2 separate regions of the Homo sapiens genome follow, and region 2 is linked to region 1. Evidence: chromatin loops called from intact Hi-C (ENCODE). Cell type or tissue: OCI-LY7. All regions are shown on one strand. Each heading gives the region's core, and the rest is flanking DNA. Links, peaks and the distances in the headings are about the cores only.

Region 1 (8,341 bases), core at 173-8,172:
TTTGGGTTGATGAAAAAGTTCTGGAAATGGATAGTGGTGATGGTTGAAAACACTGTGAATATATCTAATGCCACTGAATTATAAACTTAAAAATGGTAATAATGGCAAGATTTGTGTTATATATATTTCACCACAATAAAAAATATCAAAGCATACAATATCTCCTTCATAACTACCAAAATGAAAAAAAAAAACTTGCCACATATTTTCTCTTTGAAATATTTTTAAAAGTAGACTGTAGCTGCGTGCAGTGGCTAATGCCTGTAATCCCAGTACTTTGGAAGGCCAAAGCAGGAGGGTCACATGAGTCCAGGAGCTCAAGACAAACCTGGCCAACATAGTGAGACCCTCGGCTCAATTGAAAAAAAAAAAAAAAAACATAGTAGACTATAAGTTCCATAAGAACCAGGACTAGATCTGTTTTACTCACCACTATTACACAACAGACTCCAAAAATGTTTAACCAAAAAATGCTTTTTTAAAAGGAGAGGATTAAAAAGCACCAAACTGACTATCCATGAGAAAGTATAATGGGGCGTATTCCAGGGGAAAATACTAACACAACTATATCTAAGCTTCTTCAGGAAAATGTACTGTTTCATCCATACTTCCTTTACAGCAGGTCTTACAATGTTTTACACATAGTGGGTGGCTAATCAATATTTGCAGAATGAGAGAAATATCGTATGATTGTAAAATCAGTCACGTTATTGCTCTACTTTTTAAAAATTACTTTTCGCAAACTTACAATTCCTTCTGTCACAGGATGAAAAAAAAATCCTCACAACTCACACAAAGTAAAGGTAAAAATATGAATAGCTAAAACACAAGATTCTCAGAAAAAGAAACAGTAAACACAGGGCGCATCATCTTCCAAACAGAAAAAAAAAGTTTAAAAAAAAAGAGAGGTAAATTTGATCTATCTTTGGAAGAAAATCCAAATATTCACTCCCAACAATCAATGTCCAACCTCAACAGTAAATAGTTGAGTGAATACAGAAGCACTGCACCATTTAAAGAAATTTACTCATAGTGAACCACAACAGTTACCCATATTTCTCTCAATTAGCCTATCAACTAATCAGGCGATCTTTCTTAAATTTACTTATGTCACAAAATTATACAGAACTGGCTACATGCCAGTTCTGTATAATAGCCAACATGCAAGCTACTGATTTTTTTAACATTCACCATCTACATTTTACATAAAGTACTAAGTTAATTAAACTATACACAAGTGGAATATTTTTAAAGCAAAAAATCAAATGCTGACATCCTTAACATTCAGCACCTATATAATAATAGGTGGATCCATATAAAGTCACTAGGACTAAGTAATGTTATTAATCTCACTTTGAACACTATTAAAACATGTCCTTCAAGTTCAAACCCCCGCCACATCAAATATGTCAACTGTGTGACAATTAACAAAGGAAACAAAAATTCAGTCTCTGAAGACGTCAAGGTTTACATTCCTATCTCTCAATTTTATCTGCTTTACAAGCAGGTAAGCCTCATTGGAGTAGGCTGTCTGCTACCACGGTCCTTCATGAATGCAGGGGTTCTCCATTAGCATCCAAAATGCTAATAGTCTACTATTAGAGCTGGCACTTCACGCAGAACTGCACGAAGAATTATCACTTCTGTACATAAAAGCATAACCACTACAGGTGTAATGATGCAAAATACCAGCACACTGACCTCTGCTCAGCAGTACACACTTAAAGCAGGTGTATTTCTGTGATCCAAAAAGGAAGGAAATAGGATGAGCAGGGAGGAAGCCCCAGGTCTCTAATATATTAGAGATATTTATTCTACTCAGATCCAATCCAGCTAAATTCATGGACATCAGTTTACTCAAATGGAAAAAGTAGTCTCTCGTCCTTCACTTGCTTGACTCAGAGGGCATTCAGCCAAGCACAGCCAGGCAAAAAAAAATGTAAGATCTCTTTCAGCTGTAATAAATAAAGACTAGTTTCAGAAGGAATAAGACTCAGATATGGCAAAGAAGCAGTCGTTAAACCTTTTCCCCATCTTATCACTGCTACTGGTGTTTACAAACTACAAGCAGTAGCCTCGGGAGCCTCAAAAGACTCTCCCATGAGTAACCTCCAGTCAGTCTCTAATTTAAATACCCCCTTTATCAATCTGTGATGTTTCTGGCAGTTAAATAGAAGGAAGTGAGTAAAATGACATGCATAAAATGAATCCTTTTTAAGTTGTAAATGAGTGAGTCAGGATTCAGACTTGCCGAGATGCTCCAAATTAAAACCCCTCCTGTAATTTTAAGCATGCTCTGTCTTACCGTTTTGCTGTTGTCTCCCTCAGGCTTGATTCACCTGGAACTCTTTAACATGTCTCTAGCAATGTGTTTGCACCAGGCCAGGCTCATACAGCAACTGAATTCACATCTTTCTGCACTAGCAAGCTGAAATGGTACGGCCGTACTACAACCAAGAGAGGGGGATGCATAAGCAAGCAAAAAAAAAAAAGCCCAGAAATCCCCTAAGAGAAGCTAATCTCAGTGGAATAAGACCAAAAACTGTTGAGAAGAACTCAAAGGACATGCTAACATTCAGTATCAATAGCTTTAACAGCTCAATTATTTTCTCCAAAAAATCTAATTTTTTTTTCCAAACACGATGGACTTGCCTGTGGAGTTCCCACGAAGGCAGAGTAACCGGGCTCTGCAGCAGCATTGCAGCCAAAGTAACCGTGCATATGCTGTCAAGGCAATTCACAACACACTGTCTTTTCAGAAAGATATTGATTTGCAATGCAGGGCTGCTTCAGAAGAATACAGAATGGGAGCCAAACAGCTAATGGTGATTGCATAGGAGGAAAAACATTTAATCAAGGGGATGCACCTCATCATGCTCAATTCAATTTTTTAAGAGCACTGGAGAAAGCCAGTAAGTGTCCTGAGTGACAACCCCATTAAATAATAATCTGGGATCCTATAGAAGGCCAAGTTTCAGCCACCATCATGCATGCTGCAAAAGCTGCTAAAATGGTGTCTACGTGTATATATTTGTCATATGCAAATGGAGTATGATGAGAAGTCTAAAATAACCACGCACCAAATATGTGGTTAAAAAAAAAAAGCACAGGTGCAGCATATGCAGCATACACAGAACCAAAGTAAAAGAATGCATAGTTATGAGCTTGCAGAATTTTTGGTGGACTTAGAGCTCATACCATTCTGAAAAATAAAATACCAAAACAAGCCAGATCTCACAACCCTTAGGCAAATTGTGCCAAGTCATGCCACAAGGTGCTAGGCGGCAAAGGAAGGATGCCAGACTGCTACTCTCATAGCGACCCCTACAGGAGAGTGGTTGATCCACTCTTTTTTAAAGGAGTTCCTGTCCTCGGTACACAGAATCACAAAAGGACATAAATTAGATTAAGATACAACAATACAACTGAGAAATACCTTAGGCAAGAAATAAAAAAGGCATGAAATCTAACCTTGTAAATATTCACGTATTTTAAAAATTACAAGAGGCGGTAACTACTGTGTCAATGATAAGTGGTCGATATTCCCAAAGCTCCCCAAACTAGGGTATACAATGATGATGAGAAACCTCAGGCAAAGTGTTTTCCCTTCACATCCTAATTGGTTTAAATGAATCATCTCTTCTTTCTCCCACTTGCAAACTATCTTCACCTTCATCATTTTGAATGACACTGTGAAGATAATTCAACTTTGTTTTCTTACAACACAAAAGCTCATGTAAAATCTTTTTAAAAAGTTATTGTTCAAATACAAATATTACATACTTTCATCTTCAACAAAGTCAAAAGAGAAAGCTATCTCCTTAATATCTGAAAACTATTGAATTATATGAGCATCATTTTTGCAGAATAGACTTCAACAGGTCTTTCAAGAACCTGACTTTTTTGTGATTGGTTATCCCTCCAGCCCACAAAGACACCTTTTCCAGAACCAACAGCACTTCTTATTTGAGTCATTCAAGATTTAATCATACACCACCTCATAAAACTCTCTTGTACTGTTGGCATTTTCCCCATTTTAAGGCCCTTGATAAATCACGCCAATTGCATTTTTCAAAATTTACTTAAATACCACATAATACAATGCTAGGCATCTAGCAAATATTAAATTAACATTTAAAAAATTAATGAATTTCCCAACTCCAAATTTTAGGGCTAAAGGTTCTTCTTAGGCAATCCCCTTTCCCCTAACATTCGTACAATGTTTGTGTTCACTAAGATATCTTGTATAAAAACCAACAAACACAGTAACATTTCTCCTTTAATCTTTCATCTATTCATTCAGCAAACGTGCTAATGTGCCTAGCAATGTGAAGAGCCATGTGCTCTGCATTCAATGAATGCCTTAAGTGATTAGAAATAAAGCAAGTGATTATAATACACTGAAATGAGTATTTTGAGAGTGCTCTATTCAGTATAAATAATATTCCTTAGGTGGCTCAAAAAAAGACTTCACAGAGGAGGTAACGTAAAGCTGAAGCTTCCAGTACTACCCAGGAGAAGAAGGACATTTGGGGAATAGCATGAAGCCTGAAACTGGAAGCTGTATGAGGAAATAACCAAGCCATACTCACAGTGGTCACCACTGCGAAGGCTCAGAAGAAAGGTGGCTCAATGCCAGGGCAGAAAGGGCCCTGTAAGCCATGCTAAAAAGTTGGGAATTTTATCCTATATGAAGTTGCCATTTTATCCAATAGAAAAGCCCTACAGGACTAGAGGCAGAAGAGTGGCTGGATGAGATTTTTCATCTTACGACAGGGTAATGGTGTAGAAATGGATTGGAGAGGTGAAGGAAGGGAAGTGGGGAGGCCACTTGGGAAGCTAAGCTAGTGTTTCAGACAAGGCCCTGAACTAAAGCCATGAAAATGTGGGTGGAAAAACAACAGAGGTAAGAGGCATTCACCATGGGTTACCTGCTGAGTGACTGGACATGAAGTCTATGGAAAGGGAAAATCTATACTGAATTCTCTAGTATAACTAGGTAAAAGGCTGGTTCATAAAGTAAACCAGTGAACACAGGAAGAATACAAGCTTGAGGAAAAGAGGAAACTATTATAAACTCAATTTTTTACACATTGAGTTTTAGGTATCTCTGAACATCCAAGTGGACATGTTGCACAAGCAGCTGTCTAAGGGTCTGGAGCTCAGATGATAGATCAAAAGTTTGCTTATATGCCTAGGTCAGGGTTTCCTAGAAACAGAGCTGGGCCCAGATCTTACAATTTATTGGGGGCAGTGCCCTCAGTGAAAAGAAATGGGGAGGCAGGACAGGGAGGGGAAAAGCCAAGGAAGAATGTGGCCTCAGACAAAAACTACACCCAGCATTAGTCTCCCCTGAAGCAAGAGGGCCAGGCTTTTGTATCCCTGGGCTGATCAGTCACTGACTGAGACCTGGACGGGAAGGACTTCTGTTCACCCTAGGCACCCACTGACCAAGTGGATCTGAGCACAACACTCATCCAACTATGGTTCAGTCACAATGGACAATTTTTCTTTTCCTCAAAGCTGGTTTCTCAGGAATGTTTCTGTTTGCTGTTCTCTCTGCCTAGAATGTTCTTCCCAGATAACCCCTTGGCTGACTTGTTCCCATTACTCAGTTGGACCTCAGGTATTGCCTCTTCAGAGTCCTTCTCTGGCTTTCCTCTGCTGTTGCTCCTCCCTCCCCTATCACATTACACTGTTTTTGTTCATTAATTTACTTTGTTTGTCTTCCTTCCCCACTAGAATGTAAACTGCTTAAGAGCATGGACTTCTCGTTTGTTCTCCTGTGTTTCCCCAGCCCCTAGGACAGCACTCAGTACTTGCTGAATAAATAAACAGTAAGAAGAGTTGCTGATGACAGAAGTTCAAACAAATTCTGTGGACATATGTAGAGTGGAAATGGATGGGTAGCTTGAGGAATGGGTAGGGGAAAATAATAGTCTCAACAAGCATGTAGACACCAAGTCTGACTATAAAGCAGAAGTAAAGAGAGCAGGGAGAGCGCAAAGCTGCAGGAAATTAATCATTATGTCATACAGGATTCACAATCTATGGTGTTAAGAATATCTTTATTAGAGGCCATTGAGATGTCTGAAACTATGCCATAAAAGAACAACAGTAGAGGTTAAAATAAAAATTATAGCTTCAAAGAGAAGAGACAAAAAGGCTTGTAAAAACAATCTCAGTGGACAGAGAGAAAAACAAGACTAACATCTACTAGGTCATTTTTGTGAGTAAACAAAAATCGATCCTTTGAAATGCCTGTCTTTATATGAGACTTTTTTAAATTCTAAAAAGTAGTATGCACTTCCCTGACTTTTAAAAGAGATTATAATAAACACAATCTAATCTTCAACTGATGATGGGGCCAATTATAAACATCAGCAGCAGCCCTCGGGGTTTAACAGTAGGTATACAGGGCCAACTGGCTCCTAATCTCAATAATCTGACATCTAAGTGTTCTTCTGCTTCATTTTTATGATTCATTCTCTTTTTAGCATCAAAATCGACTTATTATGGCCCTATATGTGCCTCTTCCTTCTAATATCACCACACTCTCCTCAGTCTTCTTGCTACAGGCTTCCTCAGCCATCCCCGTATTGGGCAACTAGATAATCAGGCTTATTAGAAGAGGGTGTGAATGGCTCGAGTCAACAGGTGGGTTCAAAGCAGAACCATGAACTTTCTCCTGAGTGGAAAACATGTAGGCCTTACTCCACAGGCTCTGCAGTACTCAGAAACCCTTGTTTCATGTCAGCCTTCGTGGAGCTATCTCAGACACAAGAGGCTGCCAGATGACTGATCTTCACATAAATAGGGTCTGAAGGACAGGTGGGGCCAAACAATTTTTTAAAACCTGGAAAAAAGAACTGAAGAAAGGGATAGAGAATTACTTTTTTTCTATCTTTATCTTTTTTTTTCCTTTTCTACCAAAAGCCTGTGAAGGGAAAACACTTTTTTTTAACAGAACAAGGAAAAAGAAACACTAAGAAAATTTTAAATATGAGGGAAGAAAAGAGTACTTTATATATACGAATCTAACTATAATAATCAGCTACTTTATGAATTAGCTTCATTAAAACTTTTAAGTCTAAAAGAAAGGAAAAAATTATAAATTTATTTTCAAAAGTAATAAAGAAAACAGAAATTTTCCAAAAATAAGTTGCTTTTCAAATGATTATAATTCCATATAACCCTAGCAAATACTTTCTCTTTTAAAATAGATTATATTTAGTAATATATTAGTAATCTATTTTATGTTGTAAATTTTTATGGTAAAATTTCATGTTATTGATTTTTAAATGTTCATTTTGTTTTAGTAAGCCTAAACCCCAACCTTTTTGTGAACCCTAAAAACTTTATGACTTAATTCTCTTCTGATGTCACTCACTACTTACAATCTCATATATTTGAAGAAATGTCACTTATCTAAAATACTTTCCCAAAACACCGTGAAATTCTGGAGGAATCTGTTAAACTGAATGTTTAACAGCCATGTCTTAACCACAATACCAAACCTATCCATATGTCATGCACGACATTGCATGGCAATGTTGAGATTTTCCTCCTAATATTATACAACTTTGAGTGTTTTCTTGATTCTGTAGGGGAAAAAAGAACTAACTTTATCAATAAACATAGGTGATTCTATCACAACCCAATAAATCTGTTCCCAGCAAAACTTTACATTCTGTTAAATTACACCCTAAAAACCAAAGGACTTATGTGGAAAATGATATTGAGGAAGACCATTCAAAACCTACACATCCAGAACACTAATAAAAACAACACAATTCTAATAAACACACATACATGCCACATTTTCTTCATCTCTGCATTCCCTACATTGCTGATACAATTTTGCATACAATGGATGCTGTAACATGTCTTGGCTAAAGATAAATCCTGTGCTGATCCCTATGAACTGCAGAAAATATGTTCAGGTGAAAAAATGTTTTGTTATGAACTTCATCTAAGTTGGAAATTAAAATCCAAAGCTAGAGCTATAGCAAGGGAACTTCAGATTGTTAAGGTTGTCAAGAAGCAGCGTGTAAAGTTGACAATTATGACTCTATAACAGAAACTGGTAGATGCAGACTATCATTTTTTAAAAATCTTATTTTTGCCTGGCTTTCAAAAAAATCTGATTTCAGGGCACTGCTTTCTTTTTGAGACAGGGTCTCACTCTGTTGCCCAGGCTGAAGTACAGCGGCACGATTATGAGTTACAGCAGGCTGGACCTCCCAGCTTCAAGTGATCCTCCCACTCAGCACCTCAGCCTGCTGAGTAATTGGAACCACAGGTGCATGCCACCATGCCCAGCTAATTTTTGTATTTTTTG
Region 2 (8,341 bases), core at 24-8,023, 130 kb before region 1:
TCCCACTTTAAGCTGTCTTATTTCAAACTCTTCAAAGTTTTCACATGAGTCTGACACAGCACTTTGTACTTGTGGGGATCGTTTGACAGGAACAAAGAAAGTGAAATTAGATGCCTAATGTTACTGCCAAAATGTCAAATGATGGCTTCATAGGATCAAAATAGCATCTTGTAAGAAAATATATAAAATAAGGTATTAAATTTGCCTAGTACATAACAAACTAACCTGTGTCATCGTTTTGAGTATAATAAATCCAAAGATACAATTAGCTATTAAAGTACTTTTCTCATTTTTCAAAATATTTCTAACTAAACTTGCAGGGGCTGTTATTGCTCTGTTGCTTTGTTATATGCTTGTTGCTAAGGGCACTCCAAGGTGTTATGATTATTTTTTAAAAAAATACATAGGATTTGAATTCTAGGCTTTGTCTCTGCTAGCTTGTGATCTTGCTCAGCTGCTTCCTCATCTTCAGTGTAAGGATGGTACCTGTATTAAAGGCTGCATGAGGACATGCGAAACACCTACCGCAGTGCCCAACACAGAGTGGGCACTCCATGAAAATTAGTTTCCTCTTTTCCATAAGCAAGTGTCTGGAACTACTAAGAATATAAGAAGTACCCTCAAGTAACCACAGTCACTAGAATCTTCCCAGCTCCTTTTGTTCCACTGGGAAAGCTGACACCTGTGTGTGTGTGTGTGTGTGTGTGTGTGTGTGTACATATATATATATGATGAAAATATCATTATTATCAGAAACTTCATAAGGAAGTGCTGCTGTAGGTAAGTGCTGCTTCGTAAGCAACTGCTCTGTTATGGGCAACTAACAAAAAAGGAGGCAATTAAGCAACATGTTTAGTTACCACCCCAAATTTAACAATATTGTATATTACTTTTATTTTTAAATAATAGACTTTATTTTTAGAGCAGTTTTATGTTTACAAAAAAAAAGTAAGCAGAAAGTTCAGAGGGTTCCCATATAGTCCCTCCTCTCCCACTTCCCAGGTTCCCCTAGTATTAACATAGGAGGCTATATTTTTTACAGCTGATGAGCTAAAATTGATCACTTTTTTATTCACTGAGGTCCACAGTTCATGTTCACTGTTTGTTTTCTATATTGTATGGGTTTGGACAAATGAATTATTTCCACCATTACAATAAGACATAGAATAGTTGCAATGTTCTAAAAGTTCCCTGTAACTTTTATTTTTCAAATAGGAAAACTTTTTTTTACCCTGATTATGAAAGTAAAACTTATTTGCCTCAAAAAATGTTTAACAATTTCTAAAGGTATAAAGCAAAAAAACACAAAAATCCATCAAATTCTAGCTATAGAAAACCAGTTTGATACCTTCCCTCCCATTTCTTTTTCTATTCATATGCCACCATATATGTACCTGTATGTGCATATGAGTGTGTACTCTCTTGTATTTTTCCTTCATTCACTTGCACTTTAAACAGACACAATGTCAATGAAAAAGTTAAAGAAAATCCCTCAGAATTTCTACTAATGCAATATTGGCTAAACCTCTCAATGGAGAACAGCTGTAGCCCTTTGGTATAAGAGAAACTATGGTAAGCAGTCTGTATCACCTTCTATTGTAAAGGTAAAACATACTGATTGTGGAATGGGAATGCATCAAAGTGGAAGTGAATAAAACAGGAAAAAGGATAAAGAGAAAGGTATCTTGGACTATTACTCAGAATTCCTACATCTCTTCCAGAACTACCATATTGTCCTATCTTGGACTGAGGCCACAAGCTTCCCTTATGTATCCAATTCTCCAACCACCAGTCCTACCCTAGCAAAGGAAGGGATGGGAAAGATCACAGTTAAAAGACAAAGAATTATTTTAACTCTTGTTCTCCCTGCTTACCTAAATCTTAATACATCAAATGGGAACTTATAGTTAATTAGAGAAGAATGTCCTGTTCTGGTTATTCTTTTGGATATATTTTTGGCAAATCACTATGGCTTTAAAGAAAACTAAAAGCCTTCTTATATAGTTCTTTTTAAGGATCATGAACTTTCCAAACTTTATGGATCAAATAACAAGTAAGACTTGAGCTCCACTCAGTCCTTGGTTCTGGAAAATCACTCTGCCAATCTCTCCAACACAGAAAACTGCACACACCGCAGTCTTTTTCACTCCTTTAAAATTAAACAGGGCTTTGAAACAAAGATAGGCAGTTGCCAGGCTAGAAAAGACAGGAGTAGAGAACATCTTAGCTTGAAAGTCCGACAGCTTCTGGTGACAGTGACAAGGTAATAGGACAGTCCTCTTAGAAGGAAAATAGATGTAGCCTGTCATCTGAAGCAAGTAATTTCCAGTCTCTTATCCCATCATCCCAAAGTTTAAATGATAGTCAGCTTAACTCACATCCTTCATTCTTTTTACATCCTTCTAGATGTCTACACAGTAGGCATGCAGTATATGTTGGCTGCATTGAAGTAAACATCCCAGCAAGCAAACCCGTCTGTCAGTACAGGATGGAGGCATGAGGCAACAACATAATACAAGAAACAATTTCAAAAAGGAAAAAAAACTTCACTATGCACACAAGCACTTGGAACACATTCCACTTTGATTCTGAATGAAAAAAATGCATAAAACCCTACTATCTGTAATAAATGATATTTCATTAAAACCAATAGTTTATACTAGAGAAAGGGAAACTAGGCATAGCATCCTATGATACCATTTGGAAGAAGTGTGAAAAATAACCAGAAAATAAAATTATTTGTTTCTTACATGTAATATGTTGTTTTCACAAGACTCCTGAGGCACAAATTTGCCATTTGTTTTTAAATCTTGAGAGACACATTGCAGCAAGTAGAGATCATTAAAGCCCTGTATGCTAAGGAAAAGAACAGATGGGGTGGGAGGAAGTGAGCAAATGGGCTTCCCTGTATACAACCTTCGTCACTAGAAAGCTATCTTGCTGTGGATTTCACCACACTGAAACAGCAAAACTGTTCATTATGGCTAATGACTTACTTGAACAGAGGCAAGGGGCATTAGCAGAGTACAAAAAGGCACACAGCTAGAACCCTGGAGGCCAAGCCATAGTCTCAATTCTACACTATTAACTATGAATCCCTAGGCAGGTCAATCAACCACTGAGACTTGATTCATTTCCTCACCTCTTAAATGAATGCCTGGAACAAGATCTCTGCATTTCTTTCACCCAAATTTTCTACAAAACTTTCTTGCTCAACTATCAGGGGAACCACCCCCAATATTTCAACATAGGTTCTTTCCTATTTTCCCTAAGTGTCAGCCGGTCTGAGAAATAAAGAGAAAGAATACAAAGAGAGAAATTTTACATCGGGGCCTCCGGGGGTGCCATCACATATTGGTAGGACCGTGATGGCGACCCCTAGCTGCAAAACCAGCAAGTTTTTATTAGGGATTTCAAAAGGGGAGGGGGTATATGAATAGTGAGTGGGTCACAGAGATCACATGTTTCAAAGGGCAATAAAAGATCCCAAGGCAAAGGGCAGAGCAAGACCACAAGGCAAGGGCGAAATTAGAATTACTGATGAGGGTCCATGTTCCGCTGGGCACGCATTGTCTTGATAAACATCTTAACAGGAAACAGGGTTCAAGAGCAGACAATCAGTCTGACTAGAATCTACCAGGCTGGAATTTCCCAATCCTAGTAAGCCTGAGGGCACTGCAGGAGACCAGGGTGTATTTCATCCCTTATCTCAACTGCATAAGACAGACACTCCCAGAGCGGCTATCTATAGACCTACCCCTGGGAATGCATTCCTTTCCCAGGGTATTAATTATTAATATTCCTTGCTGGGAAAATAATTCAGCAATATTTCTCCTACTCACACATCTATTTATAGGCTCCCTGCAAGAAGAAAAATATGGCTCTATTCTGCCTGACCCCGCAGGCAGTCAGACCTTATGGTTATCTTTCCTTGTTCCCTGAAAATCACTGTTACTCTGTTCTTTTTCAGGGTGCACTGATTTCATATTGTTCAAACACTCATGTTTTACAATTTGTACAGTTAACGCAATCATCGCAGGGTCCTGAGGTGACATACATCCTCAGCCTATGAAGATGACAGGATTAAGAGATTAAAGACAGGCATAGGAAATTATAAAAGTATTAATTTTGGGAACTAATAAATGTCCATGAAATCTTCACAATTTATGTTCAGAGATTGCAGTAAAACAGGCATAAGAAATTATAAAAGTATTAATTTTGGGAACTAATAAATGTTCATGAAATCTTCACAATTTATGTTCTTCTGCCGCAGCTTCAGCCGGTCCCTCCATTTGGGGTCCCTGACTTCCTGCAACACTCGACCACCGTCATACCCGTTGCAGCAGAGGGAACTTTGGTGAGTGTGTGTTTTGTAATTTGTATTATGGAAACAACAGGCATCCTACATATGTTTTTCCAAACAACACATCCTTTCCCCTCCTCACCACAATCCTGATCTGCAACCCACCCTAGCCTTGAAAATCACTACTCTAGATGTTTAATATGTCTTCTAACACTAATGTTGTAAGAATCTCTAAGGTTCATCCTACAAAACCCAGGCATACCCTCACACCAGAGATGGTGCCCATATGCCCCTCTGAATCTGTCTGCCCACCTTCCCCTGACCAGGTCAAGTCAGAGTCAAGAAGGCAGAATCCAGTAGTAAAAAAAGCAAAGAAGAACAGGCTCTGCTGGGCTTCTAAGTCCATCTCTGATACTCTGGCCAGGCTTCTCTAGGCCCAACATGTCTTTCTCCCCACAGAGATAATACATCCAGCCTTTGATTATAAAAGCAGAGGGCAGTGACAGTTTGGCCCATCTCTTTCTGTGTAATCTGGAATGACTCTGAAATCATGTTCTAATACACTAAGCTTATCATTCTGCTGTCTAGAATTTTATTTCACTTAGAAATATTATTTAATTAGCCGGGTGTGGTGGTGGGCACCTGCAGTCCCAGCTACTCGGGAGGCTGAGGCAGGATAACTGCTTGAACCCAGGAGGTGGAGGTTGCAGTGAGCCGAGATTGTACCACTGCATTCCAGCCTGGGTGATAGAGCGAGACTCCATCTCAAAAAAAAAAAAAAGAAAAAAGAAAGAAAGAAATATTATTTAAAATATTTTGCAGAAGTGTAGCAAGCCTAATAACAAACTCTCCATAGCAAAGATTCTTTCTCTTATACAACCTTTGCATGTGATCACAATGCCCAGGAATAATCATTGCCATACGGTCCAAAGGCCTGAGGGAAAATGGCCAGCTATCCCATTAAACTCTAAAACTAACTCCTACTCTGGAGCAAGTGCCAGCTGTCCCAGAAACCCTTTATTTGCATGCTTTTATGATTTTGTATTTTCCTGAGAAGGAGACTGGCTGCTTAACTTGTATTTCAAAAGAATCTGTGATGCAAATGAGGTGAACATTCTACTTGCTGCTCAGCAGGTACAGAAACAATATACAGTTACATGCTGCATAATGACATTTTGGTCAATGATGTACTGTACATATGACGATGGTCACATAAGATTATGATAGAGCTTAAAAATGTCTAGCCCCTACTAATGTCATGGTCATGATAACATTGTAGGTCAATGCATTACTCCTGTGTTTGTGTGATGCTGGTGCAAACAAACCTACTGCATTGGCAGTTGTATAAAAGGGTTGCATAGACAATTATGTACAGAACAATAATACTTGATAATGATAATAAATGACTATGTTACTGGTTTATGTATACCATTTTTATCATTATGTTAGTGTATGCCTTTACTCCTTTTACTTGTTAAAAAAAAATCACTGTAAAACAGCCTTAGGCAGGTTCTTCGGGAGGTATTCTAGAAGAAGGCCTTGTTATAATAGGAGATGACAGCTCCAAGCATGTTATTGCTCCTGAAGTCCTTTCAGTGGGACAAGACATCGAGGTGGAAGATAGAGATATTGATAATCCTGACCCCATGAATCCAAGGCTACTGTGTGTGTTTGTGTATTGGTTTTTAAGAAAGACATTTAAAAAGTAAAAAAGAAAAAAATTGAAATATTAAAAATAGCTTATAGAATAAGGATATAAAGAAAAAAGATATTTTTTGTACATCTAGGCAATGTGTCTGCATCTTAACTTCAGGGTTATTATAAAAGAGTCTAAAAGTGTTTCTAATTACAAAGTTTATAAAGTAAAAAAATTAATGGTAAGCTAAGGTTATTATTGAAGAAAAAGTTTTTAAAATAAATTTAGTGTAGCCTAATTATACAGTATTTATAAAGTCTACAGTAGTATAGTAGGCCTTCATATTCACTCATTACTCACTCATTGACTCACCAATGAAACTTCTAGTCCTGCAAGCTCCATTCATGGTAAGTGCTCTATATAGGTGTACCATTTTTATCTCTTATACTGTATTTTCACTGCACCTTTTCTACATTTAGATATACAAATACTTACCATTGTGTTACAATTACCTACAGTATTCAATAGGAAAACATGCTGTAGAGGTTTGTAACCGAGGAGCAATGGGCTATATACCATATAGCCTAGGTATGTACAAAGCTGCACCATCTATATTTTTATATTAGCACTCTATGATGTTTGCACAAAGATGGAATCACCTAACGGTACATTTATCAGAATGCACTCTGTTATTAAGTGATGCAGGACTTAATATATACCCACAAACTGTACTGTACTAGTACTGTACACTGGACTACTATATGTGACTTGGAAGGAAGTGAGAGAGGAGCAGGAGGAGGAGGTGAGGGAGGCAAGAAGTAATAGAAGTAATTGCAGAATGACAGGATCATGTCACATTTACCTAGCACTTCATTGTCAACAACACACTTTGATTTTCACTATCATTGTCTTGCACAGAGACTTACATGTATTAAGCGCATTTGTATTCATAGCCTGGCATCCACTGCTCCTACAAAGGGCAAACTCAACCATCTCTCCTTCCCCTTCCTTCCAGCAATTATCTGTTCTCTCTGGCTAGTCTTCCTCTCTTTCTGCTAGGACATTACCTTTAAACATACCCTAGAGCACCATCTTATAAAATTCTCCCTTGACTTCAAGTTCTCCACTCCCCACCTGCCACACTTACCCACGCTTAACAATCATTTCTCAGTTACTCTTTCTTAAGATCCCAATCCTTACAAATTCCTCTATCACCTCCCACTTTATCCATAACCTACTCTAATCTGGCATCCATGTCTTTCATTCTTTCTAGTCAGTTTCTGTCTCGCAAAAACCTCTGACAGATTATTTTCTCCTTTTTCAATGCCTTTATCTTCTTGTTTACTTTGTCCTCCTTTGCTCCTTGTCAGTCACCGTCACTCCTGCTGCCTCATCCTCCTAACATCTAAACCCTGGGCTGTGACTTGAGCCCTCTTTTCTGTCTACATTCACTGAATGGATAATCTCATCTATTTCTGTGGTTTTAAAGACCATCTGTTCACTGATAAATCTCTAGCTTTTCCCTCTAGCCTGAGTGTATCCTTGAGCACCAGCCTTATACATCAGCTGCCAACTAGACATCATGAATTGCATGGCTGATAGCCATTTCAAAGAATCCTTGATTTCCCCCAGATCTGCCCCAAACCTGTTATTCCCATAAAATAATACATTCCAGTAAATGCTAAACAAATAAAACCCAGAATTTGGCCTTGATTCCTATTTCCTCTTATCCCCTGGATCAATCCAGCAGAAAGTCCCATTAGCAGTACCATCAAAAAATGTCCAGTCTCCATTTACTTTTCCCCATCTCCAGGTTATAAACTTAGTTTAAACTACCAACACCTTTCTTCCCAGTCTACTAAAAACCCAAATGCAAAGTACTCTTTTAAAACTTATGCTGCAAACGAACAAAACCTCCAATTTCTTCCCAATTACTCCAGTGGCTTCCCATTACAGTCCTAATAAAATCTCATCTTTCATACACAAGGCCCTACTTTATCTGATCACTCCCCTCTCAGTCTCCACACATCAGCTTCCAGCCTTACTTGCTTTTCACTTGTCTTCAAGGAAGTCAATCTATATGTCTGACATACTCCCATTGTTTTAACAAAACAAATGTATTTGATAATCATGGCTTTGTTCTCTAATAATACCTACTACCACTGTTGATTAATATATCTTTCAAAGTAATTTGTAGGAAAATGTAGTAATTGTACATATGCTAAATGAGAGATACAAAGTAGAGACATAATTTCCTCGAATTGCTTCCATCTTATTTTCAGATCATTTACTTAATAAATGTCCTTACAATAAAGTTTCAGAAGGCCACTGATATTTTGAGCCTAAGACCATATGATGACAAACATCAAGAGCTAATAATTTATTTAAGCACCACCAAGGGG

What was found. Hi-C counts contacts between places; a loop is a spot of excess contacts. Peaks named below come from ENCODE experiments on the same cell type or tissue, not always from the same donor. Only the 100,000 strongest peaks of a DNase experiment are listed, where the experiment ranks them.
Region 2: a loop joins it to region 1, with 2.0 times the contacts of the local background. A loop is called at or near these places in 2 of 110 quality-filtered maps.

What each region holds. Positions count from the first base shown.
Region 1 is chr7:90,703,922-90,712,262 of GRCh38, reverse strand. The region is part of intron 2 of CDK14 (cyclin dependent kinase 14); the gene reads right to left. Among named protein-coding and RNA genes, the nearest start is that of CDK14, 110 kb to the right of the region's middle. RefSeq lists enhancers at 2,451-2,640, 3,091-3,210. In OCI-LY7, for the core only: CTCF peaks have their summits at 3,123 and 3,333 (motif pointing left); DNase peaks (open chromatin) are centred at 1,582, 2,412 and 3,302; H3K4me3 peaks cover 3,818 bases; H3K27ac peaks cover 3,977 bases.
Region 2 is chr7:90,834,035-90,842,375 of GRCh38, reverse strand. All of the region lies in intron 5 of CDK14 (cyclin dependent kinase 14), which reads right to left. Among named protein-coding and RNA genes, the nearest start is that of CDK14, 240 kb to the right of the region's middle. In OCI-LY7, for the core only: a CTCF peak has its summit at 3,428; no DNase peak of the experiment used is centred there.